Linked DNA regions of Homo sapiens: all the other regions are linked to region 1. A link is a loop called in an ENCODE intact Hi-C map of the cell type or tissue named here. Cell type or tissue: PC-3. All regions are shown on one strand. Region 1 overlaps SGMS1 (sphingomyelin synthase 1). Region 2 overlaps SGMS1 (sphingomyelin synthase 1). Region 3 overlaps SGMS1 (sphingomyelin synthase 1). Region 4 overlaps SGMS1 (sphingomyelin synthase 1). Region 5 overlaps SGMS1 (sphingomyelin synthase 1).

What was found. Peaks named below come from ENCODE experiments on the same cell type or tissue, not always from the same donor. Only the 100,000 strongest peaks of a DNase experiment are listed, where the experiment ranks them.
Region 2: a loop joins it to region 1, with 4 times the contacts of the local background. A loop is called at or near these places in 2 of 110 quality-filtered maps.
Region 3: a loop joins it to region 1, with 4 times the contacts of the local background. A loop is called at or near these places in 2 of 110 quality-filtered maps.
Region 4: it touches region 1 in a loop (2.7-fold over the local background); 2 of 110 quality-filtered maps call a loop at or near these places.
Region 5: a loop joins it to region 1, with 2.4 times the contacts of the local background. A loop is called at or near these places in 2 of 110 quality-filtered maps.

Annotation. Positions count from the first base shown.
Region 1 is chr10:50,468,876-50,473,875 of GRCh38, reverse strand. The region is part of intron 3 of SGMS1 (sphingomyelin synthase 1); the gene reads left to right. Among named protein-coding and RNA genes, the nearest start is that of SGMS1, 150 kb to the left of the region's middle. In PC-3, no CTCF peak of the experiment used is centred here; DNase peaks (open chromatin) are centred at 2,845, 3,285 and 4,415; H3K4me3 peaks cover 2,095 bases; H3K27ac peaks cover 4,042 bases.
Region 2 is chr10:50,602,666-50,607,665 of GRCh38, reverse strand. The region is part of intron 1 of SGMS1 (sphingomyelin synthase 1); the gene reads left to right. Among named protein-coding and RNA genes, the nearest start is that of SGMS1, 19 kb to the left of the region's middle. In PC-3, no CTCF peak of the experiment used is centred here; DNase peaks (open chromatin) are centred at 945, 1,635 and 2,175; H3K4me3 peaks cover 1,893 bases; H3K27ac peaks cover 2,501 bases.
Region 3 is chr10:50,359,894-50,364,893 of GRCh38, reverse strand. The region is part of intron 6 of SGMS1 (sphingomyelin synthase 1); the gene reads left to right. Among named protein-coding and RNA genes, the nearest start is that of ASAH2, 110 kb to the right of the region's middle. RefSeq lists an enhancer at 1,933-2,002. In PC-3, no CTCF peak of the experiment used is centred here; a DNase peak (open chromatin) is centred at 2,213; H3K4me3 peaks cover 1,204 bases; H3K27ac peaks cover 2,826 bases.
Region 4 is chr10:50,407,808-50,412,807 of GRCh38, reverse strand. The region is part of intron 6 of SGMS1 (sphingomyelin synthase 1); the gene reads left to right. Among named protein-coding and RNA genes, the nearest start is that of ASAH2, 160 kb to the right of the region's middle. RefSeq lists enhancers at 2,328-2,828, 4,856-5,000. In PC-3, no CTCF peak of the experiment used is centred here; a DNase peak (open chromatin) is centred at 2,657; H3K27ac peaks cover 1,512 bases.
Region 5 is chr10:50,400,167-50,405,166 of GRCh38, reverse strand. All of the region lies in intron 6 of SGMS1 (sphingomyelin synthase 1), which reads left to right. Among named protein-coding and RNA genes, the nearest start is that of ASAH2, 150 kb to the right of the region's middle. In PC-3, no CTCF peak of the experiment used is centred here; a DNase peak (open chromatin) is centred at 2,516; H3K27ac peaks cover 2,017 bases.

The DNA.
Region 1 (5,000 bases):
GAATGGCTCTCTTTGGGTCAAGTGTTCTTTCGGGTCCAATCAGCTATGGCTGTGTGCTTGTGGAGTTGTGTCAGGTGATATAAGATGGCAATCGAAAGACAACTGGGCCTGAGAATATGGCAGAGTCCCCCAGAAATGGGAGTGGGTGAACAGATTCCCTGAAATATGTCTACTACAAATCTGGTTTGAATATATTAGTTTATTCTTGGTTAAAAACATTTCCTGTTATCTGCATTGTAATTTGGTTTTATATTTTAGTCTGTTTCTATATTGGAGTAAACTCGAAGTTTTTTATTAGTCCATTTTATTCTTATTTGCTTGCTAAATTTTGCTTCTTTTAGAAACACAGAGACAGGTTTTGAGACTTGGAAAGTTTATTATGATAGCTTGGTTTTGACAATTCATGTTGACTTTTCTTTTGAAGCCATAATGTTCCTTCAAAGTATTTTAAAAGGAAATTAAGAAAGTCTCATTGTTCTATGAATTCCTTTAATTTTCAATAGATATTTATTCTCCATATCTAAAAAGAATCCAGGTTCAAAAGGCAAGGCATTTAGTTTTAAAAATATTTATTAAATTGCTGGATTATATACTGTATATTTGAGATATGACATAACCCATGCTTGTGGGACTTTCTGACTATTAGGGAGAGAGTATTACTGTTCCAGACAGAGGCTGCTTGGACTACAGTAGATTAAACACAGTGTAGAGAACTATTTTTTTTTAAGCATTAACAGTTTTAGTTAGTTAAACTAAACATGTTAGTACTACTTTAGTTAAACATGTTGGTAGTGGAATAAGACTGTGTGAAGACAGTTTTAATGGAAATTGTATTATGTTCTAATATAGTGTGGTGGTAATTACCTAATTCCTAATTCAGATTTTACTAGATCATATTTCCATTGTTCTTTCTAAGCCAGGTGATGGGAATGGATTAACAGTGTGGGGAGCAGGATAGAGGAAGGGCATTACAGGGAACTGCAGGAGCAAATACCTAGCAATGAATAACTCTTCTGAGGATGGGTAGTAGTCTAGTCTTGAAAATAATGACTAGTGTGGAGAAAAGGGAACCCCTGTGCACTTTTGGTGGGAATGAAAATTAATACAATCATCATGGAAACCAGTATGGAGATTTGTCAGAAAACCGAAAATAGAATTAGCATACAGTTCAGTAATCTCACTTCTAAAAATGTATCCAAAGAAATTTGATCTGAATGTAGAAGAGATATGTGCACTCCCATGTTTATTGTGTCCTTATTCACAATAGCTCAGATATGGAAACAACCTAGGAGTCCATTATCAGATGAATGGATAAAGAAAATATGGCATATACACACTATGCAATACTATTCACCCTTTAAAAAGTAGGGGCAGGATAGAGATAATTCTGTCATTTGCAACAACATGGATGAACCTGGAGGACATTATGTTACTGCATGATCTCACATATATGTAGATTCTTGAAAAGTCAAACTCATAGAAGTAGAGGGTAGAATGGTGGTTACCAGAGGCTGGGATGTTTAAAGGGGAGAAGGGGATGGAGAGATAAATTGGAGGAATAAGTTCAAGAAATCTACTGTAAGGAATGATGACTGTAATATTAATAAATAATGCATCATAGATTTCAAAATTGCTATAAGAATAGGTTTTACATGTTTTCACTATAAAAAATAAGTATGTGAGGTGATAGATGTGTTAGCCTGATTTAATCTTTCCACATTGTAAACATATATCAAAATACATCACATTATACTCCATAAATATATACAATTATCTGTCAAATAAAAAGAAAATTAAAAAAGAAAATAATGAATAAATATAGAAAGTAAAGGTGGTCTTGACAATAACTGAGAAGAATGATTTGATTTAATTGGTAACACAAATATAATATGATTTTACTGGGTGCGAACCAATGTCTGTCTTATGTACTGAGAACTCATTAAGCACAGAGATAATGTGGCTCTTGCCCGCGAAGAAGCTAGGATTAAATAATGTAGAAGATTATTTTGGTATATCTGTGGGTAAGGATTTAAAAACAAACAAAACTGCTCTCATTTTGTTTGGTTTTAGTAATGCTCTACTGGAGGCAGGGCATTACTGATGTGGCCCTTGATAACAAGTCCTGTGATGTTAGGAAATTATTTCTTCAATTTGTGAATTTCTCAGTGAGAGTTCTAGGAACCTCAGATACTGCTGGGCAACCTGCAAAGGCTAAAACAGGGATTGAGATTTGTATTTGGGGAGGGAGGCATAATTTGAAGATTTAATTTGAATAAAGTCTTTGTGTTTAAAAGATCCTTTTTTATATCTCATACACACTAATTCCACCAGTAAACCAGGAAAAGTGTTTGCGTCTCATAGACTTGTTTCAAAGATTCAAATGAGTTACCTAAAAATTTAGAATTGTGTCTGGCCCCTACCATGGAAGTGGTTGTGTTGGTTGATGTTGTGCTTTAGCTCGGTGTTATGACTCCCTGGTACCACATAGAAATGTAAATACTGATTTACGTGGTTTTTTTCTCCTTGCTAAACTGAGCTCCTTCAGGGAAGCTGCTCTTTCATCTCTATATAATCCCACCTTCATGCTCAATAAATGTTTGCCGAATGAAGGGATAAAGTACCTCTTCTTTTCTGCAGCATTAAGCAAAGGCACTTGGTCACTCTTTCTGGGAAGGTGAGAGGAGATGTTGTTTGTTTTGAGGTCATGCTTAAAACTGGTTTAGTTTCCAGTCTTTTACCAGTTTTGCTTTGTTCCCATGAACCTATCTCACCATTGCCTGGAGCATAGTTGCTTTCACTCTTTATCATCTTTTTTTAGTAACTACTTCCTTAAGGGCATGTGGTATATTTCTTGGGAATTTTTATGCCTCATTAAATCCCTGATTCAGCTCCCACATTTTTAGTAGATTGCAATGTGTAAGTCTGTTCTTTCCTTCTAGGTGAACCTGTTATTCTAAACTCCTCTATGCAAATGCGTTTTACAGGAAAAGGGAAACCGGTTTGAGAGGCCAGTTTGGAAGTTGCTGAACTCCCAGGGTAGTTAATGGATGGTCTTTTTTATTTTTTGTTTTCTCTTACATCTCAGCCAGCAGTTTTGAGAGAGGAGCTCTGTAACTTGCCCAAGACAATCATGCTTGGCTGTAAATTGAGGCAAAATTTGAGGAAGGGCTTTACCCTTTGCATTACTCTTTTAATCTAGAAAAGGTAAGAATATAGTGTAGTGAAGGGAAGATTAAGTCTTTCCTTAAGTGTAGTGGAAAGTCCTCCCTTGTGAAGAGAGCTACCAGTGATACCAGCTGCTGGCAGGAAGAAGCTTTGAGGGTGACTGCAGCAAGAGACTTGCAACCTTCAGTCACCAAAGCTAGAGACCATGCCTGGGGCTTTTTGACAGCAGCAGGATCCTGTGTGAGAGAGAGTAAAGGTTCTCCTCCAAGCAGAAGAAAGGAAGAAAAGGTTCAGTTAAACTCTGTTTATTGAAAGTTAGATATTAAAGGAAGAAAACACTAACATTGTATAAAGGAAGAAAACACAAACTTTCTACTTTAGATTTTGTATTCTCTTAAGCCAGGCTCTAATTTGCAAAACATGCTGTTTACAAGTAAGAATGAGAAAGTTTTCAGTACTTTTTACTACTCTAATAAAATGCAGTTTTAATGGAGTGCTCTTCCTGGTCTCTCTATATTATTTATTTCTTATTACACACCATCTTTCCCCTGAGAATTGACTACTGAACTCTAATAATAGGGTGTGGGACAGGGCTGCCAAAAACGAAGCATGCCTGCTGCAATTTCCACATCGTGTGTCCATAGCAGACAATGGCAGTTGATTTGGGCACTGTCTTTCGGTGTTGCTTCAGGAAACCACTGCCTGTTGATCAATCAGATTGGCCCCAGAATGAAACCACTGCCCCCCACAATCTAAGAGGAAGTAATAAGTTTTAAAAGGGTTGGCCCTATAAATGTAAACTTGTAAAGTGGGAGCTTGCCAATGCCTTGCAGAATTTTGTGAACTTTAATCTTTTCTTTCCACAACCTTGGTTCATATGCCCATTCCTTTTTACCCTCTGAACCTTCTCTTACTCCAGTGTGTTTTCCTTGAGAGGAAGTCACCAGTAGTAAACACATAGGAGTTCGAGTATTGCTATACCAGAATTATTGAATAGGGGAAGAGTACCTTATTCTGTACCACACTCCCCCCACCACCAGTATTCTGAATGTCATTAGGTTAATGTCTACAAAGACTCATGCCGTACTTTGCTCCATCCTAAATTGAAAGTTTAGAGCCACAGCCTTTTAAGTATAATTTGGGTAATTTTTTTCCTTAGATGATTTGCTGTGTATGGCATGCATTGTTAACTTGCTTACTCATAGAGTCCCAGAAAGAACTTTTTGCATTGTATCTTCATGGCATATGTCCACTGAAAAATCAAGCCTGCAGCTTTTACTATGCATTCCATGTGCTAGATCCCATAAAAGGAAGATCACCAGGGTGCTCTCAGAGGCTTTAGCAGCTATCCTAAAAAGAGTCCCTCTAGACCTTCTCAAGCCACTCACTGACAGAATACTTACTCCATCTCACAGGAGGAAGGAGTGTCAAGATCCTTTACTTGGGAAGATAGCAAAAGCAATTTGAAACTGGAAAATAGTGAATGAATCACTAGATGATTTTGATTGAAAAACAAATTCAAGTATGTTCATCATTAAGGCAGAGCTGTTATGGTCAACACAATAGCCTAAAGGTATCCGACACGTAATTTGGAACCCTTTCCCATTTCCTCAAAGTTTGACCTTGGACAAATTTGCAACCTTGGACAAGTTACAACATAACCTCTGTTATGAGCCTAATGTCTTCATCTGGTTAAGTTGGGGATTCTAAGCCCTTCACCCTCCACCCTTTACCCAACACACACACATAGGGTTCTTGTGGGGTTAAGTGTAAAGGCATATCATGATGTCTGATGATCATTTATTGTCACTGAGATACTACTTTGTGTTCACCAG
Region 2 (5,000 bases), 130 kb before region 1:
CATTTTTCCCTGATATTTTTGTACTCACTTGCTGCTTCACACAACCAGTTGAGAGAAAAATGCATCCTTAAGCTTTGGCTCTAAAAGTGTGGCTGTAGAGAAATGAAATTGGCTTTCAAGATAACAGAGCTGTTTTGGAATCTCCATCTGCATCTTAGCTTTCACTGCCTGCACACTAATTTCAATATCTTCCCTGGAGAAGAATGACAGAAGAATCTTTGCAGAGGTAATATGTGACAAATGTTTGCCCTCTCAAGGTACCCTCAGTTTTCAACAATTGACTGCTTTCCCTGCAAGCAACCATTGACTGTTAGTAAGCATGCTCTTTAATATTGTTAGTAGACTTGCCATGTCAATGCTGTTATACACAAAGTACAATGCTAGGCCAGGTACAGTGGCTCATACATGTAATCCTAGCACTTTGGGAGGCCGAGGTGGGTGGATCGTTTGAGCCCAGGAGTTTGAGACCAGCCTTGACAAGATAGCAGAACCATATCTCTACCAAAAAAAAAAAAAAAAATTACCTGGGTGTGGTGGTGTGCATCTGTAGTCCCAGCTACTTGGGAGGCTGAGGTGGGAGGATCACCTAAGCCCAAGAAGTTGAGACTGCAGCGAGCTGTGATTATGGCACTGCACTTCAGCCTGGGTGATGGAGTGAGACCTTGTTTCAAAAAAAAAAAAAAAAAGTACAATGCTAGAGCTGAGCTTTGTTATATAATAACCAGACATTCCATCTTTGAACATCTTTGGTAAGTACGTGACAAAATCTTGAGTGTCATATAGTTTGCTGATGGATGCAGGAGATTCTAGGATACATCTGGAATGTTCACCGACATTTGAAAATGAGTCTTTGGATACTAACAGCAGATATTCAAATATAATGCCTTGTTCATATCACTGACGTCATGCTGTTGTGATGTTTACTTACACGGTGATGCAATCATTGATCATACATCAGTTCAAGGATGCCAGAAGTGACATTTGAAGAATGCATCCTGCTCTTTAGCTTTCCAGACTGAGACTGAAGGTCAGATTTTCGCCAAGTGTGGAAGCTGAAGACAACTTTGGTAGATTCTTAAATATGCATAGAAATATATGTTGTATTTTTATAGTTTTAAAATATTTCTACTATTCCAAATCTATACTTTAAACAAGTACAAACATCTTTTTTGATTATAGTAAAATACACATACACAAAATGTACCATTTTAACAATTTTTAAGTATACAGTTCAGTGGCATTAAGTACCTTCAAATTGTTGTGCAACCATCTCCACCATCCATCTCCAGAATGACTTCCTCATCCCAAGCTGAAACTCTATGCCCATGAAACAATCATTCCCATTGTTTCTTACCCCTAGCCCCTGGAAAACCACTGTTCTACTTTCTGTATATGCGAATTTGACTATGTACCTCATATAAGTGGAACTATTTAGTATTTGGCTTGATTTACTTAGCATAATGTTTTCAGAGTTCACGCATATTGTAGCATGTGTCAGAATTTCCTTCCTTTTTAATATTCCATGGTATGGATATACCACATTTTGTTTATCCATTCATCTGTCATTGGACACTTGGGTTACTTCTATCTTTTGCTGTTGTGGTTAGTGCTGCTGTGAACACAGGTGTACAAATATTTGTTCAAGACAAACATCTTTCAAGAGACTCTTTTTAAAAGAAAATAAGGTGTCTCTTAAAATATGTTCCTTGTCATGAATGTAGAGAGTGGAACAATAGATAATGGAGACTCAGAAGGGTGAAGGGGTTGAAGTGGGGAGGATGAGGAGAAATTGGTTAATGAGTATGATGTATATTATTTGAGGGATGGATACCCTAAAAGCCCTGACCTGACCACTATGCAATCTATGCATGTAACAAAATTGCAGATGTACCCCATACATTTGTATAAATAAAAAGGAAAATAAAAATATGTGCCTTCTTGTGATCAGTTTTATTAGAGGGTGCCTTATCACTGTGTGGTCAAGGAAATTCTGCCTTTACAGTTATAAACACACCCACCACTTTGAACAGTGTTTAGTTGAAGGTATTAGTACTGCCTGAGGTCAAGAGTGTGGTTTCACAATACTTCAGAGCAGTCTCACCAGCAAACTTGGCAGCAACCTTGAGCAAGTCCTGTCAGGGTTGTTGGAAAACAGCCGGTGTTTTCATATCTTTTGCTCTGATAGCTCTTACTTGTCAGTACCTTAGGAGGGAAAATCTGGCAGTAGTGTTTGGTTCCTTAGTTCACTCTGAGCTGGTTAAATGCTCACTGGATATGCAGATATGATTTATTTCAGTGGTATGCTTCTCTGTGAGCCTGTCTCACTGTGGCAGCTCTGGAATTTCTGTTTATGGATGACATTCTGTTTGGAAGTGGGGCTGAGGTTCTGAGCTACAGGCTGTGTTTGCACAGCAAGCTCCCTTGATTTTAATTTGTATTTTTTCCCAAATCTGGGTGGTAGGGGAGGCCCAATGGAGAATATAGAGCAGTATGCTCCCCACTGACTCCATGCAGTGGTCCGGGGTTTTGTGGTGCCTGGGCATCTTGCAGTGACATGTCTGTAGGTGCTTTTTTGTGGAGATGTAGGAAATTGAAATTAGCTTCCAGCTTTGTAGTAACAGAAGTGAAATGTTTTGTACCGTTATAGGCCTGATAAAAATCAAATGTGACTAACTGGTGGTTTTAAACAATGCCAGTCAAATCTGTTTGTTTACATTGCTCACATTTTCTAAAGGCACATGATCTATCTGAAGATGGAGGCTTATCGGTGAGTTTACTGACAGCATTGTGTATTGTGTTATATTTATATTTCTTGTATGATCTTTTTAGTCATTTTTTTGGAGTCTGTCTTGGTCTTTTTACTGATGGGTGTATGTGTAGATTTATAGGGATAAATAATCTTTCTTCTTTTTTGTGGAGTTGATCAATCGAGGACTTTTTAAGTCCTTGATTTAAATAGGTGACCTCTGGAACAAAGTAAACACACATGTTTAATACTTAGTCATATAATTTATACATTTGGCAATCAGTCAAATACTCCATTCCAAAGAATAACCTTGAAACTGTTTGAATAAATTTTTTATTTCAGCATGCAAGATGTAATCAAAGAAATGTGTCTCTGGGAAAAAAGATAATTGCGGTTCTTTTGTGCCGTTAAAATTTCAAGTGCAGTGAGCTAACCTGGCACTGTATCAGACGTCTAGGCAAATAATTGCCTGTTTGCTGTTGGAGTCTGTTATATGTTGTGCATTTTTGGTGGCTCTCTACAGTTCTGGTTCTCTTATCTTCCTAATAGTTCTTCTTTAGACACCGTCCCTGGAACCTCTGCTTGGGTTGCACATGTAAATTTCACCGACGGTTCAGCCCTGGTGGTGAGCAGCCTGTTACGTGCAGGCTCATGTGGGGGACCAGTTTGCTTTCTTTTGGGTGGGGTGTCAGGTTTATGAGGGTCCAGCTGGTGGAGGGCTCTGATTATGTGGTTTTGACTCAGCAGTTTCCTTACTGTCTGAGAGCTGTCATCAGAGCTTAGACTGTGCAGGAGGAAGTGATAGAAAAGCAAAGTGTACAGTGCCGTTTTTGCACTGAGGCCCCTATTTTAGGAATAAACTCTAGGGGTCAGAAATGTTGACGTTTAGATTAAATCTGACTTTTCTCATTTTCTGATCTATATTTTGTTTCCAGAATGGTTAATGTAACTCCTACTAGAATAAACAATGGCATGTATTTCAAGTTTAATGTTATTCTACATTTTTGAAAATTTAGTAAATAATAAAATCTTAACCTGTTTATGTATGCTCTAGCTTGTCCTGCCCCTCTGTCTACATGTGGAAGATAAATTTTGTACACTCTTCACAGTCACAAGTGTTTAAAGATACATAACATTAGAAAGTGATTTTACCAATTCTTTTTCTTTTCACAGGTTTGTTGCTGACTACAACATTAAGGTCCCTTCAGAGGTTAAGGCTGTTCAATTTAAAACAATCATGCAGTGTTTCTTTGATGACTGCAGTGTGTTGTGCAATTTAGTTTTTTACCCCTCAATTTTTTTGTTGCCTTGAGTTACCATTTGGAGGTACGGTTTTTGATACTGTATCTCAAGACTGTGATTTCTTGGATTTTGTGTGTGTGTGTTTTTTAAATTTACTGAATTTACTACTAGAGACTGCTTTCTCTGTGTAAGATCCACTCCTTTGTGGGAGCCCAGAAGTTTACGATAAGTAAGAGAAGGAGTATCAGATAGTGAGAGGTGTGCATCATGGTTAAATGAAAACAAAACCAAGGTGTTTGACTCTCGGCAGAGAGAGATTTGGAAGCTAGCTCTGTTACCCACGGTTCAGCCCTGGTGGTGCGCAGCCTGGGCTCCGGCCTCTCACCAGCAATGGAACCAATGGATGTTGAGGAAATTACTTAAGTTGTTTGAATCTTAACTTCCTCATCTGTAAAAAGCTCATCCTACAGGTTTATTAGGGGATCATGTTTGTAAGACCCCAGCACACTGTAGATGTAGAATAAAATGGTAGTGGTTATTATTAGGGCTTCCTCTTCAGAGGCAAAAGGTTTTAGAATGTGGTTATGTTTTTCTGGTATTTTATTTTATCATTTAACATTGCAGAGGATAAGGAGTTGGAAATGAAGACAGCCTAGACTGGCTGAGAACCTCATTGTGTTGCTGAATTGAATTCCATTGTCTAAACTCGTTCATTTTCACCTTTTCTCCTGATTGTTTTGTCTGCTGTGGAGCATGATGTTAAAAACAAAATAGATCACTGTAAAATTTTCTCTATCCTGGCACTTTGGAAATAAGTTAGTCTGACAAAGCAGTTCTTTCCACAGAGAGTAGAGGCTTTATGTTTATTTTCTTCTCATTACAAATTTTTTTATTGTTAAAATATTTTAAATGTTCAGGAACCTACTGAGAATAATACAATAAATGCATATATATCCAGCTTCCAGTTTTATCAAATGTTAACTTTTTGATGTGTTTGCTTTATGTATGTGTG
Region 3 (5,000 bases), 110 kb after region 1:
CTTCTGAGTAAAAATCGTCAGCACATATCTGATCAAGAATTTGTAACTACTACTGGGTAGCAGAAACATGCTAAGAGAGAAGTCATTTAGAAACTGAAATATTGCATCCTCTAGGACATTTTGATGGTGTATGAGAGAAGGGAAAAATATGTTTGAAATCTGAATTGCCTTAGAAAAGCTGGAGGGAACGATTATTTTACATAACATGTATGTAAAGTTTATGGTGTTATTGTTCTCATCACTTCTTTAGTGTTAAGGAGGCACTATTGCCCATTACAAGGTTGTGATTGGAAGTACAATCAAAACTCTACTTTTGGATATCAGGAACATTGTCCTTGTGCTTTAGGTCCTCAGTAGCTCTTCTGGTTAGGGACAAAAGTCCTAATAAGGAAGGTCAAGGATGGAGACTAGCCCTTCTGGTTGGGGTGAGATGGAGGGAAGTACAACCAGAAAGTGAAAAGCAGGATGGGGCTGGAGCATTCTTCAAGATCTTCTTATCCTTTTTAAAAAAATTAATTAGTGTGGAATGGTAATAACAGAAAGTGTACTTTCAGCCATTGTTTTTGGACATTTGATGAACTTTCAGTCTGCCAACTCATGTCTCCTTTAGTTCTGATAATTTTTTTAAATTTTCTCTTTTTAGATTTAAAATATTTCTAAATCTTTGTTTGTTTTTTTCTTGGATTTTCTTGAACTCCTGCTATTCAGATCTTGGGCTTCTAGATTGCTTTTTTATTATTCTCTTCTCTCAATTTTCCATCTTTCATTTTGTTTCACATCTGAAATTTTTTTTCAACTTTTTCTATTGTTCCTATTGAATTGTTCATATTGACTAGGAATTTACAGGAGCTCTCTTTTTAAAATTCTCTCTCCTTTTTGTGGTACCATCTTGTTCTTTTTTGATACCTTATGTCTTTGAAAATGTTAGTAATAGTTTTTCATAGTCTGTTTTCCAAGTTCTTTTAGTTTGTTTGTTTTTTATCTTCATCTCTGGCTTTTATATTTATTAGAGAGTTTCTTCAGATACCTGGTGATTTTTTTTCATATTTTAAAGTAGGCACAAATAAAACTGTTTGGAAACTCTTTGCATGAGGTGAGCTTGTTTATATGGTTTCAGTGTAAGATGATCAGTATCCTTAAGTCTTTTTTCTTAAAATCTTGGGTATTTCTAGAAAAAAATTCATCTGATCATTAACCTGCAAGTTATTCTGGGTGCCTAAGAAGGTAAAAGGCAAGGGCAGATCCTACTTAATCTTTTTGCAACTTTCACTTTGTCCCTTGTTTTTAGTCAGATACCACTGCTTTCAACTGTGTTTAATGTCCACTACTCTAGAAACTCTCCATGTCTCTTTTCCAGAGGATAAACTTCAGTATTCTATGGTGTGGGGAAGAGGCAGTTGCTCAGCTGTACAAAGTGAGAATCTAGAGAAACTTATTAAGTGGTCTTTTAACTCCACTTTCACACCATTTCCAAGGTACTTGATGCCACCAATTCCTCATACTTTTAAGGCTAGAGGAAATATTTAGTGTTATGTAAATCAGAATGCTTCTTTCCCCTTTGCTGGCTTAGGGCTCCTTGTTTTGGGCCTGCCAGATCCGTCACCACTGATTCATGTGCTTCCCAACTTCCGAAATCGTGTCCCTGTTTTCTCCTCTTCTGTTCTCTTCTCTTCTGTTCTCTTCGACTGTTTTGATTTCTTGTCCCTTTTTTTAAAAAAGAAAATCTTTTTACTACCATTTCAGAGGAGTTTTTGGAGACAGTGAGATAGAATGTATATGTCCAGTGAAATACCTTTTTGGAAATCTGATTCATCTTTCAATTAACTGGATTCAGTTTTTTATTTCCCTTTTCACCCCCCAAAAAAGATGTGGGTGCTAGATTGTTGAGATCCTTGGGGCTTGACAAAATTTGTCAGTTGTCTTTATATTTATATACTTTATTTTTTTGCTGATTTCACTTCCTCTTTTGATCTGCTTTTAACATGTTGCTCTCTCTTCTTTCCTCCTGAAGTATCAGTGGGTCACAGGCCAGAGGAGAGAACCTAGGGTTTCTCCGTACCTTCTTTAAACACATCTATCTTTAAGAAAAAAATCATGTCTTGTTTTTACATTGTGGTTTCAATTCTTTATTTCATAGCCTCTTCAAACCTGTTTTATATGATCAAATTCATGGTTTGGTAAACTTCCTGTTTGTCACACCTGGCAAATCTCCCTCATGGTGGATCATTTCCTTGTGTGATTCATAATTTTCAATTATTTGCTCATCCTCAGCAAAGATTACTTTTTCCATGGGAGTCCTATGAACCATTGCTTTTTGAAGCGCCTTTAAGGAGCTATTTATATTTATTTTTCTTTTATATTTACCTTAATTTCTTGGCTTGGAAATTTCACACTACGCAGATAGTATAAATCTGGACTCTGTATCATTGTGTGTCAGTTTCATGGATCCAGTTTTTCTGGTCTTAGAGAGATTCTTGCTTTATTCAAGGTCTAAGTTTCAGTCCTCTGCCCTGGCTGGGATCTTAAGTCCCCAACCCCTAGCAGCTAGAGTCCAAGTCTGATATCCCTGTGGGATATAAGTGTTAACTTGTATCTTTTCTACTCTGAATTTGAGATTTTTCTTCTTTTGACACATGAGAAATTCTTTTTCTTTATTTTGAAACTGATTATGGTATTAAAATGTCAGCAGTTATATTTTATGTAGATTTTTATGTGCTTGATATATAAAGGAGATACGCATCACTGGGTCCATGTTCTGGAACCATAAGTCATCTCCTTTGCATTCTCATTTAATTAGGTATTCAGGAAACATCTATTAAGTGTGTACTATGCATTAGGCTCTAGAGATTCCAAAGCAAATGAAAGGACAAAGGAAGGTATAAGGTAGGAAGAATATTCCAGGCAGAAGGAACAACTTGCAAGGTATGAAATGACTGGTTTGTGTGGGAATCTACTGGAACACTTGAGTATGGATATGATACAGGCCCAGAGCTTGTAGGGCAAGGCTGAAAAATACAGGTAAATAAATAGGCCGTGTCATGGAAGGCCTTGGAGCTAAGTCAAGGCATCTGAACATCATCTTGAGAGCTGTGGGGAGCTTAAGCCTCAAGTGAAGAGATCAGATTATGAACTAGATCTCATGGTAGTGTGGCAGAGGGTTGCAGTTGAGCCAGGCTGGAGGCAGAAACTAAAGCAGAAGCAAATGGGAATAGGGAAAAGGGAACAGTTTGAGAGAGCCTTCAAGATAGGATCTCCAGGAATTCATGATTAGATATAATGAATGAGAGAGCAAGTGAAGTTGCAAGGGGCAATCCCGTGGGCCAGATTCAGCTTGCATGTTTTTTGTTTATTTTTGCCCCTTAAAAAATTGAACTTTAACTGCACTAGGTATGGCTTGCCCTATCCTGTTTGCCACAGTCCTGACGACTGCATATTCTCTGTGATCCAGGTTGATTTAATGTGCCTGGGTTCTGACGGGTATGTGAACTTGAGAGCCTGATGGAATGACTTCCTCGGGCAGCCTTTTTAGTTTATGCTTGCTTAATCCTGGGGGTATGAGGAGAGACAGGGATGAGGAGGGATCAAGGAGTGGTGGGGCAGGGTGACCTCGTTCGTCTGTTCTGACACTGGCTCTGCCACCTCCCCAACCTGCAGTTGCCACTCCTACCCCCATCGCCAGCTCTTGACTGATCACTGTTGGATTTTCTGTAGGAAAGGGAGGAAAAGAAGGATCAGAACTTTTTCTCCCATAGATGCTTTCAAAATCCCCTGCTGCTATGCCCCTACTAAATTCCATGTCAGTTTTCTGATCTTTCTTACTCCCCAGAAGAATGCAGGATTACTTTTACTTTATAGGTGAGTAGATAGAGGTAGTTTTAGTAAGCTGGGCACTGTGGGTATGCTTTAGAATATGGCATCAAAGATTCTTAAAAAGCAGAGGATAGTAAAGCACGGCCTCACCCTTTTCCTAAGCCATCTGGCTTTTTACAGTTTTAACTTACTTTTATGATGGATTCCAGGGCACATGCAATATTTTTATTCTAGCTAAATGAGGAGCAAATTAGAAGAATTTTAGCTCTCATTTTGAAAAAGATAGGAAGAAGGGAAAGGAAGTGAGTGTTGTGTGATAGAAATAGCCTGTGTTAGACTTTCCCAGGCTTCTCAGGGCAGATGAGATCAGTACTGTGTGCATCAGCTCATGTGAGAGCTAATGGAATTTGGAAACATTGATTAGGTCCTCCATTCTTGAGTACTGCTGGAGTGAATCCGTGTCCAAGTTCTACAGATTAACTAGGCAAATATTAAAATAGTCCTGCTGGTTCGGACTCAGAGGGGCAGTTAGTCAGTTGAGTGGGAGTAGATCATCTCCCGAGTTTTTGGTAATTAGTACTAAGAATGAAATCCCATGGGAAAAACAATAGTGATTAGTTATCAGTAGAGCTATTATATTAGTTTTTATTGTAATGACAACCTGCAGAGTTTTTTTTTAAAGGCTTTGCTGTTTTGCAGCAGCCTGGATGGATGGATATTGAAGGAAATCTAGATAATAGAACAATTGTAAAGCTAATAGCTTATTGTTTTCCCTCTGGAATGATGGGAAATATCTGAGACTGGAGTTGCTTTATGCACTTGGATTCAGATTTCAGCTTCATCTTTTTTGGTGGTTTGGCTTGTACGCCTGGACCATTATGTCTTGGGAATATGAAGAATTTGGGAACATAATTATACACAGAAAGCCAAGATTCCTATTATTTAGAGAAATCTGCAAGCTCATTTTATATTTTTTAAGAAAGCTAATGAAGGAAACACGTATTTTTAAATTTACAAAGCAGACTACATGTTCAAAAACATAGAGTATGTTTGGGGGAAAAAATCCTTTCCCCTTCTAAATGCAAGTAATATATGTTTATCAGAGAAATTAGAAAATACTGAAAAAAAAGTAAAGCAGAAATTTATTTCATAATTCTATTACCCAGAGGTAAGGGTTAAGAAGTTAACCC
Region 4 (5,000 bases), 61 kb after region 1:
AATATAACTTCTGCATTTGTGAATTGTTCCACTATAAAAACATGTAATGTTTGTTCTTAAGCAGTGTAATTCTATTTTTTAATCTTACTCTTGATATTATGTCTCTTAAATATGTTTTTCCATGCCTTAAGGTGTAAGCAGCACACCTAGCAAATGTATGTGCAAATGTGTCAATTTTGTCATCTTAGTGATTTCTTATACCCTCTCAGCCTTGCCTGAAAAGATAAAGCTTTCATGTGATCACCCTTTCTGTCACTTCCACTTGTGTATCAAGCAAGCTATAGCAGTGTGTAGCTTATCCGTAAGAGCCATTGGCATTGTATGTATTTGACTTAATGGTGTGAATTTTTGTAGGTGATAGGGGTTGGATGGGAAGATTTCAGAGTATTCACAATCCGTCTGTTGTCTACCTTATAAAGGCAGACTGTTTTGCATTTCTGTTAATTTTCCAGGGAGATGGCAATAAGAGGTCCAGCAATGAAAAGTTCCATGGCTTAGGAAGAGGCGCTTTTTCAGTTTGGAGAATTGAAGTTAGGAATTTTTTTGAAAAGTGGTCTTGATTTTCTTTCTCAGTGTCCCTATTGCATTGAATTGTGTAAACCTCACATAAACATGTGACTTGAATCCTCTAGTGGAGTGAGTGTTAGTACCCTCTGCCCCCAGCAGCTTGCCTCTCTATGGGTATCTGGAAGGAAATCTGTCCCCTCACATCATTGGGACAATTCACAGCCAGCTCATCCCTCTCAGGTGGTGGCTGCCCAAGGGGAGCACAGCAGTTCCAGCATAAGGGGCATGTGAAATGTGACTGGCGCACAGATGAAAACATACTTCTCAGAAATTACTAACATAGACTAAGCCCTGCTAGTGCTTAGAGGCCTTCATTAAGCTAACTTTCAAGTTTAATTAACTTTCCTTATCATACAGAAGTAGACGGTGGTGTTCCAGACTCTGATGGCCTCAAGCCGCCCCTGAGTTGCTGGGTAAGCAGTATTGGCAAAGAAACCTGGTGATCCTAACAGAGAATCCTGAACTGGTGATACAAAATTGCATAGTTCTATGGGGTCAGAAGCGGAGAGTTTGATACTCAAACCAAACTGAAAGTCAAGCTGATAATAAATAAACTAAAAGAAAGACTAGGCAGTTTAAAATTTCAGGTGGAACCAGTGACCACAATTCTTGAGACCCCATAAAACAATTTATCCACTTTAGGTGCATTCTGTCACTTTGATTTCTCAGATATGGATGAGACTAGAAATTACCACGCACTGCAGGAAGTGTTGCTGAAAATGTTTGAAAGCTGATTGTGTATTTACAAGGCTCCTGGGCATCAACTTGTAATTTTGCAGTAATTGGTACCAAAATCCCAAGTTCTAGACTTGTGCTGAGTTAACAGATGTAAAAATAGAATTGTTTTTTTCCCCCCTTTTGAAGCAAGGGTCTCACCAAAAGGCTCAAACACGTCCTAGACATAAAGGAACAAACAGATTTAAGTCAAGGTGGAGTGGAACAATATGCCTCATTATCCACACCATAGGTCTATTAGCTTGTATTTTTTAAAGAGTTTAAGCTTGGCATTCAATGAATTCTTTAAATACAGAGTGTGGTTATAGGTTTATTCATTTGTTTTTTCAAGAGGTCCCTCCTTCTTCCTTGAAATTCCAAAGCTTTCATTTCACTGGAATTATTGGCTTCTACCACGAGTATGGTGTATATGCCATACATGAGGGCCCTCAGGTAATAGTATGTGTACTATATATACCTTTCCCTCTTCTCAATTTGGAAAGAAAGACCTGACTCCAAAAGAAATTATTAAACTAACCTATAATGAATGTATCACAGCAAACATACAACAAGAGACCATAACTTGGTTATAGAACTATAACTTGATTAAAGGAACTAACATGTTATTCTGAGAGGGAAATTGTCTGAAGAGGAATTTAGAGAAGTAGAACTTGAAGACTGGGATGGGAGACTGAATTTGAGAGGCCAACTTGGCCTAGCTACAGAGAAGGTGCCTTACCCCTAGGGCGGCATTACCAGGTCTCCATATGGGTCTTCCCCTATGGTGGGGCTGTCTGAGGGCTTTTGAAATCTGCCTAAGTTCCAAATCTGAATTAGAGATTGGTCTTGCCCTCATCGGTGAATACCGCTGAGTCCTCCTTAACCTCACAGTGCACAGTGTCAGGCCACACAGGAAGACACAGAACATATTTTTGTTCCATGCCCACTATGCATCCTTCTCATGGTAATTTGGCCACTTCATGTAACTATGCTTTTCAGAGATCTGCCATCAGACATGCCAGCAAACAACCCACCTGATGGTTTACATTCTCACAATAAGGTATTCAGCTCGAGTTTTTACTTTAATGTCACCACAAGTGTGGTCAGTATGAATGCTTTTCTGATCATTGTATTTATAAATTTGCAAGACTAAAGGACAGCCTTGGACTATGTGAGTCTCCCCAGATAACACTGCACTCTAAGGACCAGCTGGCTTCCCCAGGTTTGCTTGTCTTCACCTTGAATGCCCTTTCCTATCTGACTTGCAACACAAGAGTGTCATGACCATCATAATATTATTATCTTTTTTATTGCAATTTAGAAAACGTTGAGAAGAAAAATGAATGTCATTGAGTGCTTATTCATGTGGGAAATGTGGTGTTCTGTTCTGTGAGTGACTCATGTAAACGAGTAAAAGAAACTAGAGTACATTGTTAAAATTACAAGGTAAACTAATTCCTACTTTGCTAGTTAGTGTGTCCTATAATTCTCATTTAAATTGCACAGATTACTAAACAACTACAGAAATTTTCACCCAAAGCAGTTCATAGACAAAATTTCACAGAATTTTTCAGTGTGATTTTATATTGTTAAAATTCTTGTAGACTTATGAAATATACTTTCATTTGGTTCTCAGGATAATAGGCTGTATATAGTTTCTTAGGCATTTTGGGTTCCAGAGCCTGTGGTACTTTCCTATATAATTGTCCTTTTTATATTCTTATATTCCCGTTGATATATTGAAAGAGTTTCCTGAAGTTATCTGTTCCTATATAATTGTCCTCTTTATAGTCTTATATTCCCGTTGATATATCGAAAGAGTTTCCTGAAGTTATCTATTGCTAATATTTAGCATTTACTTTTAGGAGCAAAATTCTCAGGAGAATTGAGAAATCTGTTGTCATTTATTTTGATTATGTCCAAGTAAAGGTCAGAGATATGAAATTAAATGTTTGTAACTGACAAACTAGTCATCACAGTCTACTTCAAAGGGAATGTCTGTCACAGTTTCAGTAGTGCCAGGGTACATAGAGATATGTTGTATGAAAACCATATGGTCTTGGGAAGACTGTAGAGGAATCCTTTTGGGAAAAGAGTATGGAATGGACAGGAACAGTTCAGGGAATAAATGGGATTATATCCAGCGAGGTTGAAGAATAGGAAAAACAGAAACATCCAGTTAGAATAAGTTTTTGTGTTTGATAGCAGAGTAGGGTGACTATAGTTAACAACAATGTATTGTATATTTTGATGTAGCTAGGTGAGAGGACTTGAAATGTTCCCAGCACATGGAAATAATAAATACTGGAGGTCATGGATATCTCAAATACTTTGAGTTGATCATCACAGTCTATGCATGCAAAAACTATCACATGTACCCCATAAATATGTGCAAATATTGTGTATCAATAAAATAAAAAGAAAAGGAAAAATAAAGCAATAATTCTAACATTACCTCTTTCCAAAGTGAGTGCCTCTCACTACTGGGTCTGGACTCTAATCTATATGAATAAAATGAATGGATTTTATTCCCTAAGAATTTGTTAACTAAGTTATCTGAGTAAGTTATATGTCCATGTTTGTAGCCAGTAGCAGGAGGGAGGTCAGGCAGGCTAGGGGTTGTTATAATCTTTTTTTGTTTTGTTTTGTTTTGAGATAGAGTCTCGCTCTGTCAGCCATGCTGGAGTGCGATGGTACAATCATGGCTTACTGCAGCATGAACTCCCAAGCTCAAATGATTCTCCTGCCTCAACTGCCCCCCCGACCCAATAGCTGGGATACTTGAGACGCACCCCAGTAGCTGGGACTACAGGCATGCACCACCATGCCCTGCTATTTTTTTTTTAAATGGAGTCTCACTCTGTCACCCAGGCTGAAGTACAGTGGTGTGATCTCAGCTCACTGCAACCTCTGCCTCCCAGGTTCAAGCGATTCTCCTGCCTCAGCCTCCTGAGTAGCTGGGACTACAGGTGCGTGCCACCACACCCAGCTAATTTTTTGTATTTTTAGTAGAGATGGGGTTTCACCGTGTTAGCCAGGAGCCTCGCTAATTAAAAAAAGTTTTTATTTTGTTTTTTTTTTTTTTTTTTTTTTTTAAGAGATGAGGTCTCAGTATATTGCCCAGGCTGGTCTCTGGGCTCAATCATTCCTTCTACCTTTGCCTCCCAGAGTATTGGGATTACAGGCGTGAGCCACTGCACCTGCCAGTTATAATGTTTTTAAACTGTGACTAGAATGAATAAAAGGGCTAGTATTTCTATGTTGCTTTTCTCTATACCTACTTGTTCCCTGCCAAAGCATACAAGAACACCACCAGCAGCAGAAGGCCTTCCTCAGATTACAGAGGACCATATGCCAGACCTTTGATGTCCAATACAATAGGCACTAGCCACATGCGAATATTTAAATTAATAATCTTAGTTGGACCTAACACATTTCAAGTGCTCAATAGCTACATATGTGGTTAGTGGCTATCATATTATGTAGAACAGATACAGAACCATTCCATCATCTCAGAAAGCTCTACTGGACAGCACTGTGCTATATACACTGTCTAAAGGAAGCTTTTTTTAAATGAATTTTTTGATATTTAGATACAAATTTAGGGAAAATGATTCAGCCAAAAGTTCAGCCTTAAAAAAAATAGATATTAAGGCGCTGGATCCATTTTCAAGCAAGTCCTCTATAAATCAAAATATTTCAGGGGTTTAACTGGCTCT
Region 5 (5,000 bases), 69 kb after region 1:
TAAAAATGGTGCATGTACATCGTTAGTATACAAATGATATCAAATAGTTTAGAAAGAGATGTCAAAGGCTCCTCTCACTGTAACTGTTATTACATTTCTTGTGATTTGTTCCAGGAAAAAAAAATACATATTTTGGCACATATCTGCGTCTATCTTGCTTTTGGCTTTTTACATTTTTAATAAAGGGATTAATATACATACCGTTCCTTAGCTTTTTCTTTGTACTTTACCTATTTTTGAGATATATTCCTGTCAACACATACAGATCTTCTTTATTCACTTTAATGATGGTACAATATTTTATTTTATGGGTGTATAATAATTGATTTTATTTTTGCCTTTTTTCTGGATGTTTTAATAGTTGCCATTGGGGGGATTGTGTTTAGCTATTGGATTTATTGCAGTCTGCCTTTCTGTAAATATTTTCGTATAAATATCTTGCTGACATACCTGTAGGGTAAATTCCTGTGAGTGGGATTGCTACATCAGTGGGAAAATACATTTCAAATTTTGATAAACATCACCAAATTCTTCTCTGGAAAGGTCACTGATTGTTTGTTTTTTCGAGACAGGGTCTCGCTCTTCACCCAGACTGCAATGCAGTGGCACAATCATAGCTTATTGCAACCTCAAACTCGTGGGCTCAAGCAATGCTCGCTCCTCCCAAGTAGCTAGGACCACAGGCATGCACCACGATGCCCACCTAGTTTTTTGTATTTTCTATAGAGATGGGGGTCTCACTGTGTTTCTCAAGCTGGTCACATACTCTTGGCCTCAGGCAGTTCTCCCACATCAGACTCTCAAAGCACTGGGCTTACAGCTGTGAGCCTGGCCTTTTTAAAAAAAAAAAAAAAATCAAAACAAAACAAAACAAGATTATGTCTTTCCCACGCTTCCATCAACATTTTTCATTCACCAAGTTTTAACATTTTTGCCAATCTGGTAAGTTAAAAATTTACTTTCCCTCTGGGTGAGGATCTTTTCATAGGTCCATTGTGAGTTTCTTTCTGTAAACTGCTCACTCATGTGCTTTCTTCTTCCTCTTTCTCCCTCTTTTTCCTTCCTTTTGCCCTTGTGTCTTCTTGTCTTTATCATATTGACTTGTATGAGCTCATTTTAAATTAGGAAAATTCATCCTATTTCATATGTATTATACCTGTTTCCCCCATGTTACCGTCTATCTTTTGATTTCCATTAAAAAGATTTTTATTTTGGTGTAAGGAATATTAAACATGTTCTTTTACAAAGGAAATAAAAGAAGGGTAGGGGTTGAGGAAATCTGGCCATACTTTCTGCTGTTTTTGTGGCCTGAGTAGTTGTAGTTTGGGGCTAAAGGTTATCCCACCTGACACTACCATGTCCCATACCTGTGGAGACCCTGTACTATCTTACAGCAAAATTATTCTTAAGACATACTAGATGTTGGTGTCCTTCCCCTCTGTATTTGCCTAAACCTTCATCAGTGTATTGAGCCTCTTAAGAGCAGGTGAGCTTATGAACAACCTTGTCTGGAAACGTCAGAATTTAGCCACATGATGAGATCATTCCTGGTAGCCAGGAGTTGTAGATAATGCTCACTTCTGTATCCTGAGCACCTAGGGTAGCATCTGGCTTTTGAAACACCATGTGTTGAATGAATGAATGAAGACAAAGAAGAGCAAGAGCAGAGGATGAGCAGAAATAGAGAACTCGAATGAAGATTCACTTTGGAACACATTAGTCAATTAGATATATGCATGCCTGACAAATGTACCCCTAGAGTCTAGAATACTTTCATTTCTTATCTTCGTAACCTCTACTCAGGCTCTTGACAGCTGGGATGGGTTTAAGCTAATAGTATATTATTTACCTCATAAACTTTATGGAACATTGAACATGCGAACCGTGTACTTGTGCCAACTGTTAGTTAGTTGAAACTCTTCTTTCTTTGAATTTACGTAATTTTCTGTCTAGACTGGCCAGTGAGTAATAATCATGTCTGTTCTTTTGTGAGTAGTGTTATTAAAACTATGTTTTTCGGATTTTAAGATAATAGATCAAAAATGAATTTCTGTCTAAATTTATTCAAAGAACAAACTTCTTCGAACATTTAAAATGGTTCTGGTTACAACATAATGTCTTTGGCAGCAACTTGGGTGGAACTGGGGGCCATTATTCTAAGTGGAGTAACTCAGGAACGGAAAGCCAAATACTGCATGTTCTCACATATAAGTGGGAGCTAAATTATAGGTACACAGGGACGTACAGAGTGGTATAATGGACATTGGAGACTCAGAAGGGAGGAAGGTAATGGATAAAAAACTACCTATGGGGTACAGGGTACACTGCTCTGGTGACAGGTACGCTAATATCCCAGACTTCACTATACAAATCATCCATCTAACCAAAAACCACTTCTACCTCTAAAGCTATTGAAATTAAAAAAAAAAAATGGTTCTGGTTAACAAAAATTGAGTATACAAATGGCTTGTTACATACTATGTAAACTATGACTCAACCTAAATCCTAGAAAAATAGTTGACTAGTTCTTTGTTTAATTAAACATCTCCAGAGAAGGTTTTTAAAGATTTCCTCACAATTCAAATAATCTATATACTTATTCATACATATGGAAAGTCTTTTAATGATATCCTATGAAGGGCAATACTGTGCAGTATTTTCTTGGCTTGGCATGTAATGTTATACCCTGAAAATGTCAATAAATCTTAATTTCCAGTAGGATCGTGGCCCCTTTTTCTTGCCATTTGACCTGAGATGTCTAATGGTTTTGTTTATTCTTCATAGTTTTATGGAGGCAATTGACTCCATTAATTTGAATTTACTGAAATAAAAGCCAACAATAGGAAGATAGATTAATTTTTGAAAAAGCTAATGCTAAGCTTTGACTTCTGTTACTGTTCAGTGGCATTCAATGCAAAAATAATTGAACCTCAGAACATTAGAGAAATAGTCATTGTTGTTTTGAGTGATCATGATGCTTATTACGCATCCATTTCAATGCGGACTGATGCAGTAATTGATGGATGATGCCATTAATTAGGCTTTTGACCAGACAAATTTATTGTAGTTTGGTAATTTTTTAGGCAGAATATTGAAATGAAAGGTAAATGGAGATTTTTTTAACAAAATGAAGATGTTTAAAATGTCAACAGAAAGCTCACAAATAATTTCTTGGGTACAACAGTTTTGTACCACTTTGGTCCATCTTTTGCATCTTTAGCTTAATCTTAAAAAATCAAGGTGACTAAGTAAGGTGACAGAAATTCATTTGTGAATTTGTCTTTGACATTTTGTGCAGGAGCATAAATGAATACGACAAGGGAATCTACTTTGAAAAATGAGTGTTTGAAAGTAGGTGTTTCTTGGATTTTTTTAGCCTCAGTGAGGACAGATCTGTGGGTGAGACCTTGGTGCTTTGTTGAAAACCAGTTGGCATTGAAGAAGGCAAATGAAAAATAGAAGCCTAATGTTGATTGTGACAAATGTAAAACATGTATCCCTTAAGAAAATTTCAGGAGCTTTTGGTGGGGGGTATTTCTGGTTGGTTGGTGTAAAGTTTTGGTGGCATATAGACCTTTTGAAGGAGTACTTTATAGTTGGAATAGAGTGTGAACCACCTGAGAATCAAACTAGAGGGATTTCTCCTGTGGGTGGAAAAGCAGAGGCTTTGAAAATGAATGCTTCTGTGTTTGGTTCCCAGTGTTGCCACTCACTGAGGGATCCCAGTAAGGAACAAACTCTCTCCGAGCCTCAGTATTCTTAATTTGCACAAGTGGAGATTAAAATGTCTCCATCAAAGAGTTTTTAAAGAATAGGTAAATTTGGCACATAGTAATCACTCAACAAATGTGTTATTTTTAAAGAAAGAGTTTCTAGTATTGTTCAGATTAAGAGGGTGGCCACTGAAAAATATTTTCAGGACTACCAAAGGTTAATAAAATAATTACAGTATAAGGTATGGAAATTGGGGCTAGTTTAGAACTTGCTGTTTTTCAGCAAGGCAGAAATTTGCTGTGTATTATTAGAATGTGACAATTAATGATTTTTCCCATGGCTGGCTCAAGTGTCAGATAATTGACCCTGGTTTACGTCGTATGTCTCAAGATGAGGCCACAAGTCCCATTGAGGTCAATTACTAGGCATAAGTGTTTATTTCAAACAGTTTGTGTCTCTGCCATTGGTCTGGTCACACACACTAATTATCATCATCTTGAGGCATTGCAGTTGCCTGGTTGAGTGGAGGCACTTGGGAGCTTCCTGCCCAGGAACCCTCCGGCCTTGATGTGGTCTATTGGGAAATTGGTTACATCAGTATTGGCCATAAGACAGGATCTGACAACTGTCCAGACTTTCATTATTGCCTGATACATTCTGGTCACATACTGATATTGAACAGGTAGTAAAGGAACAGTCAGCACTTGTGGTTTTGTACTTCTTACCTTTTTCCTCACAAAAATAAAGCTGCTTTCATATTTTCTTCTTACTAATAAGATAGTGAGCAACCTGGGCAACATAGCAAGACCTTGTCTGTAAAAAAATTTTTTTTTAATTGGCTGGGCGAGGTGGTATATAGCTGTAGTCTCAGCTACTCAGGAGGCTGAGGTGGGAGGATTGCTTGAGTCCAAGAGTTCGAGGCTGAAGTGAGCAGTGATTATACCACTGCATTGCAGCCTGGGTGACAGAGCGAGAACCTTGTCTCTTAAAAAAAATAGCTATATATATATATATATATATATATATATATATATATATATATATATATATATATATGCCAGGATGTGTTCTATAGGTCTTGTGTTTATATTTTGTTGATCTTCACAAGCTATGGTGTAGGTGCTATTGTTATCCTCAATTTGCAGAGGCAAAAAACTGCATCACAGAGTGGGTGAGTAATTTATTCAAGGTCTCACAGCAAGTAAACAGAAGAGCTAGGTTTTAAATCTAGGCCATCTGGCTCCAGAATCTTTTGACAACTGTACTAACCTTCCTCTCCATTAGAA